2 separate regions of the Mus musculus genome follow, and region 2 is linked to region 1. A link is a loop called in an ENCODE intact Hi-C map of the cell type or tissue named here. Cell type or tissue: heart. All regions are shown on one strand. Links, peaks and the distances in the headings refer to the core of each region. The heading gives the core; the rest is flanking DNA. Region 1 holds the start of Hook2 (hook microtubule tethering protein 2). Region 2 holds the start of Gm38426 (predicted gene, 38426).

Evidence for each region. A loop is a pair of places that touch in the nucleus more often than their neighbours do. Peaks named below come from ENCODE experiments on the same cell type or tissue, not always from the same donor. Only the 100,000 strongest peaks of a DNase experiment are listed, where the experiment ranks them.
Region 2: a loop joins it to region 1, with 2.3 times the contacts of the local background. A loop is called at or near these places in 9 of 42 quality-filtered maps.

What each region holds. Positions count from the first base shown.
Region 1 is chr8:84,984,741-84,993,062 of GRCm38, reverse strand. It overlaps Hook2 (hook microtubule tethering protein 2), which reads right to left and starts at 2,440. Exons shown (of 21, transcript NM_001372357.1): 1 at 2,311-2,440; 2 at 1,759-1,844; 3 at 1,614-1,686. The coding sequence starts at 2,355. In heart, for the core only: CTCF peaks have their summits at 2,568 and 3,076 (motif pointing right); DNase peaks (open chromatin) are centred at 2,542, 3,052, 3,542, 7,172 and 1 weaker place; H3K4me3 peaks cover 4,044 bases; H3K27ac peaks cover 4,126 bases; H3K27me3 peaks cover 912 bases.
Region 2 is chr8:84,910,576-84,918,897 of GRCm38, reverse strand. Dnase2a (deoxyribonuclease II alpha) reads right to left here. Exons shown (of 6, transcript NM_010062.4): 6 at 7,195-8,212. The coding sequence ends at 7,866. It overlaps Mast1 (microtubule associated serine/threonine kinase 1), which reads left to right. Exons shown (of 26, transcript NM_019945.2): 18 at 119-228; 19 at 667-845; 20 at 924-1,171; 21 at 2,139-2,345; 22 at 2,513-2,742; 23 at 3,096-3,218; 24 at 3,307-3,443; 25 at 5,391-5,578; 26 at 5,657-7,045. The coding sequence ends at 6,912. Gm38426 (predicted gene, 38426) reads right to left here and starts at 5,563. Exons shown (of 3, transcript NR_103491.1): 1 at 5,370-5,563. In heart, for the core only: a CTCF peak has its summit at 4,681 (motif pointing right); DNase peaks (open chromatin) are centred at 5,577 and 6,377; H3K4me3 peaks cover 1,765 bases; H3K27ac peaks cover 991 bases; H3K27me3 peaks cover 7,878 bases.

The sequences.
Region 1 (8,322 bases), core at 1-8,000:
GCCCTGTTCTAAATATCCTTCTCCTCTAGAGCTAAACTGCATGGTCTATAGTGTCTACCTGACCTTCTTAATTCACAAGTTCCAGAATGCAATGGCTTTCACTCTCTGGCCCAACTGCTACTATCTCTCACTTGGATGACTGTACCCACTGTTTCTCATCTCCCACCTTTGTTGGATGGGGTAGAAGTTCTGCTGATCAAATCCAGGGTCTTAGGTATGGTAGACAAGGACTTTTCCACTGAGCCACTCCCTGGCGCCTTACTATTCTCCTATTCTGCGTCCAGCCCTTAAGTGCTGGAGTCTGGACCAGCTGTGGTCTGCTGAGCCCCATTCCCAACCTTTCATTTCCTACTCTTGCTACCTGTGCTGCATCTCTTCCCAGGTAGCCAAGGGCAGCTTCGAAACGGCTTAGCCAGGCTGTGTTTTTCCTTTGCTAAGACCATTCCACAGTACTTAAAATAGAGTCCCTGCTAGGAATGGTGGCACCTGCCTTTAATCCCAGCACCTGGGAGACAGAGGCAGGTAGATTTCTGAATTTGAGGCCAAACCTGGTCTACACAGCAAGATCTAAAACAGCCAGGACTACACAAAAAAACTCTGTTTCAAAACAAAACAAAAACAAAACAACCCCCCCCAAAAAAAAAACAAAATAAGCACCTACCCACCTCCCATCGCTATCATGACCCTCCTTTTACTGTCTTCATAGGTTTATATGAATTTGTTTTCTTGTTTTTTTAAGATTTATTTTATCTTTTAACCATGTGTGTATGTGTGTATGTGTGTGTGTGTGTGTGTGAGAGAGAGTGTGTGTGTGAAAGTATGTGTGTATGTGTGTGTGAGAGAGAGACAGACAGAGAAAGAAAGAGAATATGAGGATGCCTGCAGAGGCTACAAGTGTCACATCCCCTAGAGCAGTTGCAGGTGGTTGAGAGCTGTTTGATGTCTGTGCGTCCTCTCTGGAGAAGCAGTAAGTTCCTCTGGAAGAACAGTATCCATTTTTAACCACCAAGCCATTCTTCCAGCCCAGTTTTGTTTCTTGAAGCAGTGTGTCATGTGGCTCAGAATGAGTTCTAACTTACTGTGTAGCCACCCAAGATAACCTTGATGTCCTGATCCTCTGGCTTGCTAAGTACTGGGACTCCATGTGTGCCACATGGTCTGGCTACCCCTGCCCATCCCCCCTCCCACCCCCCACCCAGCATACCCTGCTACTTGGGATTGAACTCAGGACCTTGTGTAGGGTGAGCAAATTCTCTTTTGCCAACTATATCCCTGGCCTTTTAAAGGTTTTGAGACGGGATGATGGATGGTTTACCACCCTCCTGTATTAACACACCACCATAGCTGGGATTACAAGCATTTGCCAGCACACCTCTTGGAAGTTAACATGTGTTGTGTGTGTGCTTTTGCCCACATCATAAGAATGGTGGCAAGTTTTTTTGTCCTATTGTGGGTGCTCAATATAAACAAAAATAGCTTGCTGATCACCAGACATCTGGCTCTCTTCCTGACAAGACTGCCTGTCCATCGCACAGGACATGTATCTAGCTTTCCCTTTGCCTTCACCTCCTTAAGTCCTCTAGTTATTCCCTAGTCATGAGTCCACCTGTCACCTTCAACCTCCAGCTGGGGCTTGAGTCCTCTGAGATGCCCTGGAGCCATTCGTTGTTGAACCAGGAAGGGTCTCTAGGGGCAGAAAGATGGGATGAGCAGGCTGGGGAGCCCTTCAGGATCCTCCCACTCAGCCGCCACACTCACATCTGATTCAGCACATGGGCTATGGCGAGTCCGCTGCTCAGGTCCTGGGGACTGGCACAGGGGGGTGAAACTTGGAACGTCTGCAACTAAAGGGGGAAGACGGAAGGGCAACAGGAAAATTGAGGACCTGGAATTGCAGACTTTTTCCCCAGCCATCAGACATTTCACGGGGTTAGAAAGGCATTAGCCTGTAGCACCAACATATCACATCTTCGGGGGCGTGACTTCTACACGCCTAGGCAAGGACGGGGCGTGGCTTCATTTTACCTATCCTGGCAAACCCTGCAAACCTAGGTCAGGGCGTTACCACCAGTCACCTGGTCCCCACTGCTAACATGTGACCAGGCCTGTGCCCTCCAGAGGGGCGTGGCCTCACCTGGTCTTTTCGCTCAGGCCTGCCCACGTGACAGACGCAGGTGGTCAGGTCAGAGTCCAACGGCCCAGCAAGCCTACGATCTATTCCTCCTTCCAGGTCCAAAACCGAGGAAAGAAGACCAAGACAGGACGAGAGGAGAGGGCGCACACCTGACCCAGCCCCGCCCCCCGACCTACCCAGGTGAGCAGAGACCCGCATAGCTCGGCCTTGTCCACACTCATGGCTCCGGATCGAATTCGATCCGGGCCAAGGAGCCCCGGCACGCAGCAGCAGCCTCCGGGTCCGCCACCAGCGAGCGCCCGAAGCCCAGACCTCCCGCTCGGCCTAGAGCGCCGCCCCGCTCCACCCCGCCCCCTAGCCATAGGCTCCGCCCCAGACACGTGATCTCCCATTGCAAACACTTGCCTCGCCATCTTAGATGCGGGACATAGGCAAGTGCACATTCTGCCGCTAGGTGTCAGTCTGGCTCAGTCCTGCTGCTGGTGACCTCCACTCCTCGCGGCTTCTCTTTATGTAGTGGAGTGGTCCTCAAGATCCTTTTAAGGCGGATCTACCGCACCCAGTTTCACAGGCACTTTAATGGTTCCCCCCCAAAGCTGAAAGAAATCCTCCGGTTTAGCCGCGTTATGATCTGAGCCTTTCTTAATGTGGGCGCAGAGAATAATTATAAATCCTGTAGTCGTGGAGTGAGAGGATCTTAAAAGCGTCTTCCCCAGAGAAGTGATTCTGGCTGGAGTCCTTCTGAAAACTCGGGTATGGTTGGGAGCAGGAAGGGTCAAGTATGTCCTGAGTAAAGGACATAGCACTTGCCCAGCCCGGGGTCTCTTTCCTGCGAGCTACTCTGCTCCTTCCCGGCCCCGGGTGCTTTGAGCACCTTCCTGCCCTAAAAAACACTCGACCTGGCCAAAGCTGCGGGTGATCTGAAGCCCACCAGGGGGCGCGCAGAACGTAGGAACGCATCCTTCTGGGAAAAGGGTGCGTCCACCGGTTGAGCCGGTTTAGGGGAGCGCAGAGAGCTTAGAATTTTTTGACAATAAAGTCTCAAGACATCATTTGTGGAGTGCTTACTGTTTTCAGACTTTACAATAAGCTATATATCTACAGACAATTGAATGTTTTCCACGACCCTAGGAGACAAGGGCTACTTTAATTCCCAGGTTTTGTTTCTTAATTTTAGAAACTGTATTATTTAATTTTTTTATTTAATTTTTTTTTAATCCGCCGCTTTGCAAATGAGTAAACAGCGGCTACAAAGTACACGGGCTTTGACGCCAGGGGTAAAGCCCAGACCACGCCCTTTGACCCCTGGGTCCACTAGTAGCCCCTCCCCTCTCTGGCGGGTGGGGTAATGTGCTGTAATTAGAGGCTATTAAATGTGCCCAGAGGGAGGAGTGGAGCCGGCTCTGCTTTGGGGCGGGTTCAGTTCGGAGGGGGATAATGTTCTGCTTCCATCCAGGCAATGAGCCGGGATCCAGTCCAGCGACCCTGTCCTGGTTGGGTGAGCCCAGCGACATCAGCCACCCGCCCTCTATCTTACTAGAGTTGTTAATCTACTACAGACACTCGGTTGCAACCCACTCAAACTCTCAGCTGCACACACCAGAGAGCCTTGGAGGCTGATTCACACTTCCACAGACCCTCACGCCTTGTTTTCCTGATTCCAGTCCCTGAGACCCTGTGGAAAGGTATAGAAGGGAGTGTGCTTCCAGACTGGACTGGGCATGGGGCCTGCCAACTGGCTCCCCCATCCCACATCCACCAGAGTTGATGCCCCACAGTGGAAACAAAGCTGTGCTGTCCTACACACAAACACACTGTTACCAGGAACCATGATTGTTAAAAGAATGTGTGACATTCTGGGACACAAAAATTTAGGGTGAAGGTTGCATTGCAGGGATTTTGAAGTTTAGGAGAAATCTGAGAATCCAGGTCTGGGAAGTGACTTAAGGTGTCCCAGCGTTGGTGTGATATCACAGGTGTCCAGATGTTCAAGAAGTCAAGATTTAAATGAAACTGGGAGGCAGAGGCAGGCAGATCTCTGAGTTTGAGGCCAGCCTGATCTACAGAGAGAATTCCAGGACATCCAGGGCTACACACAGACCCTGTCTCAAAAAAAAACAAACAAACAAACAAAAAAACCAAAAACCCAAAACAAAAAGATTTAAATGAAGCTTAGGAGCTGAGTATGACGGTGCTCCTGCCTTTAATAGCAGCACTCCAGAGGCAGAGGCGGGTGGCCTGCCATGAGCCTGAGGCCAGCTTGGCCTACATATTGAGTTTCATGATAGCAAGGACCACATTAGAGAGACCCTATTTCAAAATAAATAAACACATAAGGAAACAAATAGTGAAGATACTTCACTCTCTGATGGGGAAGAAGTTATAATCTTCCACAGGGTCAGCAAGAGTCCCATCTTTTAGGGGGAAGAAAAGAAAGCTTTGGTGTTGGCAACAAGGCAATCTCTTTTTACAACCAAGGAGCAATGCTCTGGATATAAGTGCATTTAATTCTGCAAAAAGAGCCACAAATCCTTCCTTTGAGAGGGACCTTGCATTTAGAAGGATGCCAACCCATTTTAGGTGTAGGGAACCTCCAAGTTTGCAGAGATCCGAAGGCCCCCATTTATAGGAACCTAGAATCCCTGCTCTGCAAGTTTGGAAGCCTCTAGCTGGTTTGGGGACCCCACCTCGAACATGTTTCCAGGAACAGCTGGACCCAGCCTGAGTTGTACTGCTGGGAAGTGAGTGACTCAACCCCTCCCTAAGGCCACAGCTGGACCCCAGCCCATCCCCTTCAGCCTGCACATCTGGATGTTGATCCAGTCATCACAGCTGGGATGGGGACCCTGGGTTCCACACCAGAGGCCAGTACCCACCCACCCCCATTAGTATGCAAAATTCTCTGTGAATTCCATGTTCCATTGGCTTGGGGACTCTGATAATCTTCCCGTACCTGGTTACTGCAGTTCTGCTGGAGCTCCTATCCTGTTCCCACCTCTCAACACTGAGTATCTAAGTCCAAGGGAAATGTGATCCTATCTGCGTAGGTGCGAGGTGGTGGGTCTATGATTGGGTTAGCCTCCACTTGTGTCTTGGGATCCTGGAGTTTGTTCAGCTGAGTGTATGTGTGTGATTTGATGGCTGTCAGGAAGTTCAAGGCATCAATCTGCATAATACATAATCTTAGAAGACGAGTGTAGGGGCTGGAGTGGTTGTTCAGCGGATGAGGTCACTTGTTGCTCTTGCAGAGGACCCAATTGGATTCCCAGGATCCACATGGTGGCTCACAACCATCCATAGCTTCAGTACCAGGAGATATGACATATTTGCACCAGGCACATACATGCATGTAGGCCAACACTCATACACATTAAAAAAATGAATCTGAAAAAGAAACTTGAAAAAAAAAAAAAAAGCTGGCCGGGTGGTGGTGGCACACGCCTTTAATTTCAGCCCTTGGGAGGCAGAGGCAGGCGGATTTCTGAGTTTGAGGCCAGCCTGGTGTACAGAGTGAGTTCCAGGACAGCTAAGACTACACAGAGAAACCCCCTCTCCGGAAAAAAGAAAGAGAGAGAAAGAAGAAAGGAAAAGAAAAAAAAAAAGCAGGACTTTGTGGACTTGTAATCTTTGCACCTGGGAAGGTGAGACAAAAGGATCTAGAGTTCATGGAAAGGTGGAGGTGAGTCCGGACTGCTTACGACGACTATCTGAGAAACACAGTAAGCTCTGGGTATGGTGGCATTTGCTTTTAATCCCAGCACTCAGAAGGAAGCACTTGGCTTTGTGAGTTTGTGGTGAAAGCTTGGTCTATATAGTGATACCCTGTCTCAAACAACAAACCAAAAATATGCTTAGCTAGCCTTGGTGGTGTACACCTTTAATCCCAGCATAAGGTGGTCAAGCATCAGCTGAATCTCTTGTTACCAAGGAGAGACTGGTCCTTTTGGGTCACCTGTGTTATTTATTCCGTGTATGAGAAACGTGTGTCTCAGGTTGGCATTAAGATCTATGTCTGTAATCATACCCTGCTGCTTTGTCGTTCTACAATTTAGTAGAACCCGTGTTTCTGAATAGAGAAAATGGATTGTTTTACTAGGCACTCTAATTATTTCCAGCCATTGTTTTTCAGTGATAATGCCCTCTTATCACAGGTCCTGGCTTATCATACCCCTTTAACAAGCAAAGTATCTCTGCATGTTGCCTGTGATAACTCGGTAATGACATGGCTGTCTATACCATGTGTCTCAGCCACAATTTTCATGTGAGGGGTACTTGTCCAAATCCCAGGTGACAGAGGCTGTTCTACTTTGCTTCGATGGTTTGCCATTATATAAAAGCCTGTGTGTTCTTATGGCTCTGTAATTGCCTGTGTGCATATGGCTGTTTGCGCTGTTTGCGTATCTACCACACACTTTATATGGCTGATGTGCTGAGCAACTCTGCTTCTAGGTTTAAGAGGCCGTATGACTGTGTGACCCTGTCTGTCCATGATCGCAGGGCTTAGCTGAACAGGAATTTCTGCTGTAGTGCAGCAGGTGTATCCTGTGTCCTTGTGACACTGTGGGTCAGAATTGTTTGTGACCTTGTATGTGGATGGGGGTGTCAAAGTCACACCAGACAACCAACTCAGTGGAGGGATCCACATGCGCACCACTGTCGCTGTCTACGACTCTCCTCTGGGAGAACTCCACCCCGCATTGCGGGGGCGCGTGCGTCGTTCGTGACGTGCGACACGAAGGAGTTCGCTGCGTGCGTGGAGCCCGACGCGGTCTTGCGTGCGAGTACAAGCCGGGGGTGGGGTGGCTGTAAGCGTACGTGAGCGCGCGGGGGTAGCCGCGGGAGCGCTGGGGCCCAGTGCTGCGGAACGAGAGACTTTGGAGCGCAGGTGAAACTGGCAGGGGACTGCCGTTAACCCCTTCCTGCCCGACCCGAAACTGGGGCCCCAGGGCCGAACGAACGGGGCCTTCCCCAGCTCGCTGGGCGGGGCAGTCCCTGCTGGGAAGACCTTCCTCTTGTGAGCCGAAACACCCCCCCCCGTTGCCATGGAAACAGCTTCCTGGCTCAGCAGGCGCTTGCTTCCTCCCGCACTGCCCTTCCTCCCGCCGACCATGTGCTTTCCACTCCTGATCTCCGCACCGCAGGGCTGGGGGTCAGAAAGGCCAGGGCGTGCGTGACTCAGGCCAGCCCTGGGGTCCCCAGACCGCACTCGGCCTCACTCCCCCTGCTCTGCCTGAGTGACTCATGCCTCGCGGCTTTCCCTGTGTATGACTCAGGCCCCTGAGGAGGGAACTTTGGGACCCCCCTCCGGGTATCCAGGACCAGGAATCAAGTTCTGGAGACTTCGAGTGAGGGGTTACACCTCTCGAGACAGGAGGCCGGGCGGGCGTCCCCTTTCGTTGGCCATTGCGAAAGCCACTGGAGACGCTTCCCCCATCCTTGAATTAAGAGATCCTCCCCCGACCTAGCTCCGGGAACCCAGTGCCCCCGCCCACCAGCCTACAGGAAGTTTTGGCAGAGCCTATCGTGGCAATGAAACGGTTAAAATCGTTTTTCTTATTCATTTCATCCAGGGGCTTTTTTGACTCAGAACAAGCGGGTACTCCCTTGAAAGCCTGGCCTCATGGGGACTAGAGCTCCTACTGTACCCCACAGACACCCAGCTTAGAAGGGAAGGGTGGCTGTGGGTCTTGTGAAGTCTCAGCTGCGTTCGATTCAAATCCTGTCTCTTCTCTCGCTTGTTTTCTCATCTGAAAACTACGTCCAGCTCTTTGAGTTGTTGTGCTGATTAGATGAATAATAGATGGGACGCTCTGAATTCAGAGCTGGACACAGAGTTAGGGAGGGGTGCCTCAGACCTAGATGTCCAGGTGCCCAGCAGAAAACACCTACTCTGTGCCCCACCCACGTTCTCTGAGGCCATGGGGTTCATTCTGTCCACCCCTGCCCCGGGCTGGCACCCAGGAAGTGAGAGGCGGGGCAGGAATGAGGCGGAACCTGTTGGGCTAGTCCCTTCCCCGCCCCCACCCTCATTCTCATGCCCTGACATGGACCCCCCCAACGAAACAGCCCCACCCCCCGCCACCCTGGACGCCTGGGTCCTGACCTGCGGGTGGCCGGAAACAGCGTCTCGGGAACATCCTGTGGACTGCTAGCTGGACAGACAAGAGGGTCAGTCCCTCCCAGGGCAG
Region 2 (8,322 bases), core at 228-8,227, 74 kb after region 1:
ACTCTGGGCAGAGATTTGAAGAATGGGGGAGGGGGAAAGGGGGAAGGGAAAGTCTAGGGAAGAGGGTGTGGAGAGGACAAGAGTTTGGCTGGGCTCTGAGGAGGCGGCGGTTCTCCAGCCCGCTCCGACAGGTATCACCATGTGAACTCCTATGATGAGGACGACACCACCGAAGAGGAGCCCGTGGAGATCCGCCAATTCTCCTCCTGCTCGCCGCGCTTCAGCAAGGTGCGCCGAGCGGGACTTGAGCCTGGAAGGTCTTTGGGCACTAATGTCCCAGGCATCTGAGGTCTCAGTTTGGAAAATTAGAGAGGGGTTGGGAACTAGAGAGTTGAGAGGTCTTGTTTGGAGGACGAGTTGGAGTTGGCATTTGGATTGGCGTGAGAGTAGGGGAGGGCCAAAGCTGTGCAAAGCCTTAGCAGTACTGAGCAACTGGAAGGATGCCTGGTCCAGCCTGGAGACGTATAGATAGGAATTAGGGAAGGCCTATAAAACCGGGCTAAGTAGAGCAAGGCAGGCTTAACTTTGCATGAGGTCTCTCGAAGGTGCAGAGAATTGTAGAATTGAGCAGGCAGAAGACAGGGCGCGGTTTGCGCCCTCCGGTTGCAGAAAACTGATTGGCTCCCGCGCGAAGGCGTACTCAAGCACCTTCCACTCTGCTCTTAGGTGTACAGCAGTATGGAGCAGCTGTCTCAGCACGAGCCTAAGACCCCCGTCTCAGCATCTGGGGCCAGCAAGCGGGACCCAAGCGCTAAGGGCCCGGAGGAGAAAGTGGCCGGCAAGAGGGAGGGACTGGGTGGCCTGACTCTGCGTGAGAAGACCTGGAGAGGGGGCTCTCCAGAGATGTAAGCAGAGGGCTATAGAGGGGCTCGAGGGCGGGGCCAAATGGGAGTGTTCCTACTGATCTGGTTTTCTCCATGCAGTAAGCGCTTCTCAGCGTCTGAAGCCAGTTTTCTGGAAGGAGAGGCCAGTCCCCCGCTGGGAGCGCGCAGACGTTTCTCAGCACTGCTGGAGCCCAGCCGCTTCACTGCCCCTCAAGAGGATGAAGATGAGGCTCGACTCCGCAGACCTCCTCGACCCAGCTCCGATCCCCCTAGCTCACTGGACACACGCGTCCCCAAAGAGGCAGTTCAAGGAGAGGGCACGTCCACCCCCGGGGAACCCGAGGCCAGTGAGTGCCTTCTCTAGCCTTTTCCCAGTTCCACGGGCGATCTATTGAGCATCCTTTTAATGTATATAGTACAGTTTATGCAAGATCTCACGCGCTATTCATGCACCTATCTGTGAGTATTACCACCGAGAACGTCTGCAGGGGTCGGGGAGGCTCAGGGGCAGAGCCCCTGCCTAGAATCATCCTGTGGAGGACCTGAGGCCGTGGCTTAACACCCAGAATTTAGATTTCTCTGTCTGTCTCTATCTCTTTCTGTGTCTTTCTCTCCCTGGAGCACCCAGGGTTTGGAGAGATACCCCCGTGGTTAAAAGCACTTGCTGCTCTTTCAGAGAATGCAGGTTTGGTTCCAGAACCCAGAGTGGCTTTCAATCATTCATAGCTCCAGTTTCAGGGAATCCGACACCCTCTTCTGACATTGCAGACACTACACATACGATGCATATACATACATGCAGGCAAAACACTCACTCATAAAAATAAATATAAGCCGGGTGTGGTGGTGCACTCGGGAGGCAGAGGCAGGTGGATTTCTGAGTTCGAGGCCAGCCTGGTCTACAAAGTGAGTTCCAGGACAGCCAGAGCTATACAGAGAAACCCTGTCTGGAAAAACCATAAACAAACAAACAAACAAACAAACAAAATAAGAGCACTAAACCAAGAGTGGTGGCACACACTGTAGCCCCTCATTTCAGTGGTGATCTCTCTTGAGTTTGAGGTCAGCCTGGTCTACATAGTGAGCTCTAGAATAGACCCTGTCTCCAAACAAACAAACAAACAAACAAACAAACAAACAAACAAACAAACGAACACTCACTGTTCTAGGCTAGCATTTGGCCAAACTGAAGGGTAGTGATGCTTTCCCTGTGCCAGAGGTTGTGTCACAGGTATTTGTGACCTGCTCTGTGAAGTTCAAGGAATAAGAACAGCACATGAAAGTCCCTGACCTGATAGCTCTTATCCTTTGCAGCTGAGCGCTCACATCCAGGTGACCTCGGCCCACCCTCCAAGGATGGAGACCCATCAGGCCCTAGGGCCACCAACGACCTGGTTTTGCGAAGGGCAAGGCACCAGCAGCTGTCTGGGGATCTTGCTGTGGAGAAGCGACCGTCTCGAACTGGGGGCAAAGTTATCAAGTCGGCTTCAGCTACAGCCTTGTCAGTCATGATTCCTGCAGGTGAAGTGGGGCACCACACACCAGGGAAGGGGCTCCCTGCAATTGTGGCAGGAAGGTTGTTTGGCCTCAGGGTGGAGTAATGAAGAACCCGCTCTGGGGTTTTAGGATAGAGGAGCAGAGTGTGAGGTTTGCCCTGATCTCTAACCATCATGGTTTTGTGCCTGTAGTGGACCCACATGGAGGCTCACCCCTGGCTAGTCCCATGTCCCCTCGATCTCTCTCCTCCAATCCATCCTCACGGGACTCTTCGCCTAGCCGAGACTACTCACCAGCTGTCAGTGGACTCCGTTCCCCCATCACCATCCAACGCTCAGGCAAGAAATATGGGTTCACACTGCGAGCCATCCGTGTCTACATGGGCGACTCCGATGTCTACAGTGTCCACCACATTGTTTGGGTGAGTCTCATAGGCTCATAGTCTCATAGCAGTTACAAAGCCAAAATGGCCCGAAGATACAAAAGGTCTCCGGCTAAAGATGGCCAAGAGAGGTGGGTAGGGCCATAAGTAGCTTCTTCTACCAATGGGCGGTGTTAGAGTGGGAGATGCGCAGACAATGAATGAGGGGGGAAAGGAGCCTTGGGGTGCACAGTGCAGTTTGGGTGAGATTTCTCTTTCCAGTTAGTTCTCCAACCTCAAGTTATTCATCTATGCAAAAGGGAGACGAGTTATTACTACTTCATAAAAAGTCAACGCAAGAAAACGTGGATCTGTCCGAACAATCTTTCAATCATGACCCTGTTGGTTTACAGCACGTGGAGGAAGGAGGCCCAGCCCAAGAGGCAGGGCTCTGTGCTGGGGACCTCATCACTCACGTGAATGGTGAGCCCGTGCATGGTATGGTGCATCCTGAGGTGGTAGAGCTGATCCTGAAGGTGAATGTAGGGATGGGCTTCGATGGGTGGGGGGTGTGGACCAGGACCCAGCAGCCACTAACAAATGAGTTACCCTCCCTTCTCCCAGAGTGGCAACAAAGTAGCTGTGACCACCACACCCTTTGAAAACACTTCCATCCGGATTGGGCCTGCCAGGCGCAGCAGTTACAAAGCCAAAATGGCCCGAAGGAACAAAAGGCCTTCGGCCAAAGACGGCCAGGAGAGGTGGGTGGGGCCATAATAGCTTATCCTTCTACCAATGGGCAGTGTTAGAGTGAGAGGTGCGCAGACAAGTACCTTAGGGGAAAGAACAGTATGGGGGTGGGGTGGGGAGCGGAAGGCTGGGAAAGTGGGAGGAGCCAAGAAAGGAAACTATTCAAAAGCATTTTGAGTGAGCCCTTGAGCAGGTTAGACTTGTTTCAACAGGAGTAGAGGAGCTGAGATAAAGGCTGGGCAAGGTGGTGTGTGCCTTCAATTCCAACAGTCCCTAGTCCCCAAGGTTCAACAACATTCCACTCTACTGTTTATAAATCAGTAAATAAATAAATAAACAAATAAAATAGCTGGTGAAGTGGCAGAGTCAGGCAGATCTCTGCGTTTCAAGGCCAGCCTGGTTTATAAAGTGAGTTTGTAAACAGTCAGGGCTAAGTCTATAAAGTGAGTTTGAAGGCAGGGCTATGTAGAGAGAAGCTGTCTCAAAGAACCAAAACAAAAGGTTTCGACCAAGTAAGACAGTCCAACGTGGGATACAATTAAGCAGACCAGTTGGGGCACCTCTAATTCCAGCTCTTGGGAGGATGAGGCAAGAGTATCTGGATTTTGCTAAAGGCCAGTGTGGTCCTATGTAGGAAGGAAAAAAGACAAGAAACACAGCCAGACATTTTTTTAATGATGTAGGCGTGTTACTACAAATGCATCCTTACTTTCAGGATTTCTATCAGTGAATTTACACAACTCACCTATGAGAATTCTAGGCCATATAACCATATGGGAGTTACGTAGTGTGGGTATTTGGAAATGGTTATATATGGGGCATGACTGTAATTTCTTCTCTCATAGAGTGGAAGAGTTAAGGGGGAGGGTGTGTGTGTGAGTGTGTGTGACTGAACCCAGATCTTCATACCACCGAACCACCTCTCTAGATGAAAGAGAAAAGGCTTATTTATTTTAATTTTTAAAACATTTTAATTATGTATAGGTTTGTGTCTGATTGTGGATGTGCCTCTGAAGGCCAGAAGAGGGTATTGGTTGGATTGCCTAGATGCTAGAGTTACAGGCATTGTGAGTTAGCTGTCTAACAGAGGCGATCAAGAGCAATATACCCTCTTAACCAACTGTCCATGGCTCCAGCCCCAACAGACCAGTTTTGTTTTAGTTTTTATTGTTTTAAATTTGTATTAGCATTTTGATTGCTTCTGTTTATGTGTACTCCATGTGTGCTTGATGCCTGCAGAGGCCAGAAGAGGGCGCCAGATTCTTTGGAACTAGAGTTACAGGTGGTTGTTAGATGCCACATACTGCTGAAAAGCCAGTCTGGTCCTCTGGAAGAGCAGCCACGGTTCTTAACTGCTGAGTCATCTCTCTAGCCCCAAAGACAAAGGGCCGCATGCCTTTAATCCTTGAAGAAGCAGGGTGATCTCTGTGAGTGCAGAGCCAGTCCTATCTATACAAAGAGTTCTAGGGTAGCCCGAAGTACATAGTGACCCTGTCTGTGAGAGAGACAGAACAGAGGAGAGAGAGAGAGAGAGAGAGAGAGAGAGAGAGAGAGAGAGAGAGAGAGAGAGAGAGAGAGAGAGAGAGAGAGAGAGAGAGAGAGAGATTTGACCAGGACTCGTGTGTCGATTTGAAGGAAGCGAACTAACCTGTAAAGTGGGCTTACAGGGGAAAGGAGTGTGGCTAGATGTTTGGGAGGGGCCAGAAGAGGCGGAGGTTTTTTTTGGATGGGCTTTCTTGCATTGTACCGTAGCCAGAAAAAGAGAAGGCACGGTCAAGCAGAACTGAGCAGAACTCTAGTTCTGCTTTGATAAACGGGTTGTAGGGAAAGGGGAAATGCTAGAAAGAGGTAGGAGGTTACTGCCTAGTCTAGAACCGGGGTGGGGTGGGGGTGGGGGTGATCCAGAGCTCCGAAGTTAAGGAAAGACAAATAAATACCTTTTGGTATTTGTCCTCCAGCAAGAAGCGGAGCTCTCTCTTTCGGAAGATCACAAAGCAGTCGAACCTGCTGCACACCAGTCGATCGCTGTCCTCTTTGAACCGGTCCTTGTCGTCCAGCGACAGTCTTCCGGGCTCGCCCACGCACGGACTACCCGCACGCTCGCCCACACATAGCTATCGCTCTACACCTGACTCCGCCTACCTAGGTATGTTCTGCGCCTGCGCGGGGTAGGGGACTAGGACACTGAGGTGCTCAGAATGTTTGCACCTTCTCTGGCCTGCAGGCGCCTCGTCACAGAGTAGCTCGCCAGCTTCCAGCACGCCTAATTCCCCCGCCTCATCCGCCTCGCACCACATCAGGCCCAGCACCTTGCACGGGCTGTCACCGAAACTACACCGCCAGTACCGCTCAGCGCGCTGTAAATCGGCTGGCAACATCCCGCTGTCACCTCTAGCGCACACACCATCCCCGACGCAGGCGTCGCCGCCGCCGCTGCCAGGCCACACGGTGGGCAGCTCACATACCACGCAGAGCTTCCCTGCCAAACTACACTCATCGCCACCTGTCGTGCGCCCGCGCCCCAAAAGTGCAGAGCCACCACGCTCGCCGTTGCTCAAGCGCGTGCAGTCAGCGGAGAAACTAGGGGCTTCGCTGGGAGCAGACAAGAAGGGCGCACTGCGCAAACACAGCCTGGAAGTGGGACACCCTGATTTCCGAAAGGACTTCCATGGTGAGCTGGCCCTGCATAGCCTCGCTGAGTCTGATGGTGAGACGCCTCCTATTGAGGGTCCTGGGGCGACCCGGCAGGTCGCCGTGCGACGCCTGGGTCGCCAGGAATCACCCCTAAGCTTGGGCGCGGACCCGTTGCTACCCGATGGTGTCCAGAGACCTATGGCGTCAAGCAAGGAGGATTCCGCGGGAGGTACAGAGGCTTGCACCCCACCTCGCGCGACAACCCCTGGGAGCCGGACCCTGGAGCGTGACTCGGGTTGCACAAGGCACCAGAGCGTGCAGACTGAGGATGGCCCAGGTGGGGTGGCCAGGGCCCTGGCCAAGGCAGCGCTAAGTCCAGTGCAGGAACATGAGACAGGCCGGCGCAGTAGCTCTGGTGAGGCAGGCACACCCCCGGTGCCCATTGTTGTAGAGCCTGCTCGGCCAGGGGTCAAGACCCAGGCACCCCAGCCTCTGGGCACAGACTCCAAGGGATTGAAGGAACCTGTAGCCCAGATGCCTCTGATGCCTGATGCCCCAAGGGGCAGGGAGCGCTGGGTGCTAGAGGAGGTGGAAGAGCGGACCACGCTAAGCGGACTTCGCTCTAAGCCCGCCTCCCCCAAACTCTCTCCTGACCCCCAGACTCCAACCCTAGTCCCAACAAAGAATGTACCCCGCAGTGCAGCTCCTTCAGTCCCACCTGCTTCCCTCATGGTCCCAGGCACCAAGCCTGAAGCAGGGTTGAACTCCCGGTGTCCTGCTGAAGCTGTGACTCCTGCAGGCCTCACCAAAACTGGGGCACCTAGCCCTGCATCTCTAGGTCCATAGCGGAGCAGGCTTTCGGTGCTGTGCTGTACAGATGCCTGTATACATATGTACACATATAAATAAAGTGCCCATGCTGCCTGAGATTCTTGGGGTTCACACCTCCTCTCTGGACAGGAATGGCCCTTGGCTTCTCAGAAAGTAAGAAGGTGGCTTTCATTAGGGCCTTCCTATGTCCCATCCACTGCCAATTCCACACGTGGTAACAGCTTTTGTAAGGAAAAGGTGTCCCACCCCTGGTCTGTGTCTTGGGCTCCATCTTAAGAAAAAGGTTACCAGTGCCATGCACAGAGTTGGTTGTATTAACAACCTCTTAGAGACATGCTGTGATGCCCATTTTGCAACAGACAGCTAGAGGTTAAGGCACTGTTAAGGTCTCCAGTTAGGAAGGGACTGAACTGGTATTCAGATTCATAGCTGGGACAGGGAGTGTGGCTCAGCAGCACTGTACTTGTGTCCCATGTGGTAAGCCCTGGGTTTAACCCACCAACAGACACACAAACAAATTCAAGTCAAAACTAGTCTCTGAGTCTTTTCTTTCTTTCTTTCTTTTCTCTTTTTCTTGTTTTTCTTTTTTTTTCTTCTTCTTCTTTTCTTTGAGACAAGGGTTCTCTGTGTTGCCCTGGCTCTCCTGGAACTCTCTGTAGACCAGGCTGGCCTGGAACTCAAGAGATCCACCTGAGCCGGGCAGTGGTGGCGCATGCCTTTAATCCCAGCACTTGGGAGAAAGAGACAGAGGCAGAGGCAAGCAGATTTCTGAGTTCGAGGCCAGCCTGGTCTACAGAGTGAGTTCCAGGACAGCCAAGGCTACACAGAGAAACCCTGTCTCGAAAAACCAGAGAGAGAGAGAGAATCGATCCACCTGCCTCTGCCTCCCAAGTGCTGGGGTAAAGGCTAGTCCGGCCCCCACCTGGTTAGACTGCGGAGTCTTAGTCCTTTGCTCCGATGGGCTTCAGTCAGCTCCCCTCTATACAGGGTTTCCAGTCTTTCACCAGGGACTGGAAGGCCTTCCAAAAGGAAGGCAGTTGGGTGCATACTGTGCCGCCACCTCGGTGTGTCTCTGCTTTGTTCCTATTCATGTCACCCACACAGGCCCAGGGCCCTTGAGGGGCCACACACCATTTGGAGTGGTCCTCTGTGGCACTGAAAGTTAGTCTAGATGGGCCAGGGAATCCTGTCTGTGTCACATCCAGAACCTGATAGGCTCCAGAGCAGTTGGAGGGCAGGATGCCTGGAGAATTTTGCCAGAACTGGACCTGTAGGTTGGTGCCAAGGGCTTCTGCCAACCATCCGGAGTACAGGTCTGCAGGGGAAGGAAGGATGAGGTGAGGGCCACTGGTACATTCCTCGGTATGGCTTCCTGCTCGGCTCAAATGTCTACTTTTGGAATGACGTGAACCTAAGCAGCCCCTA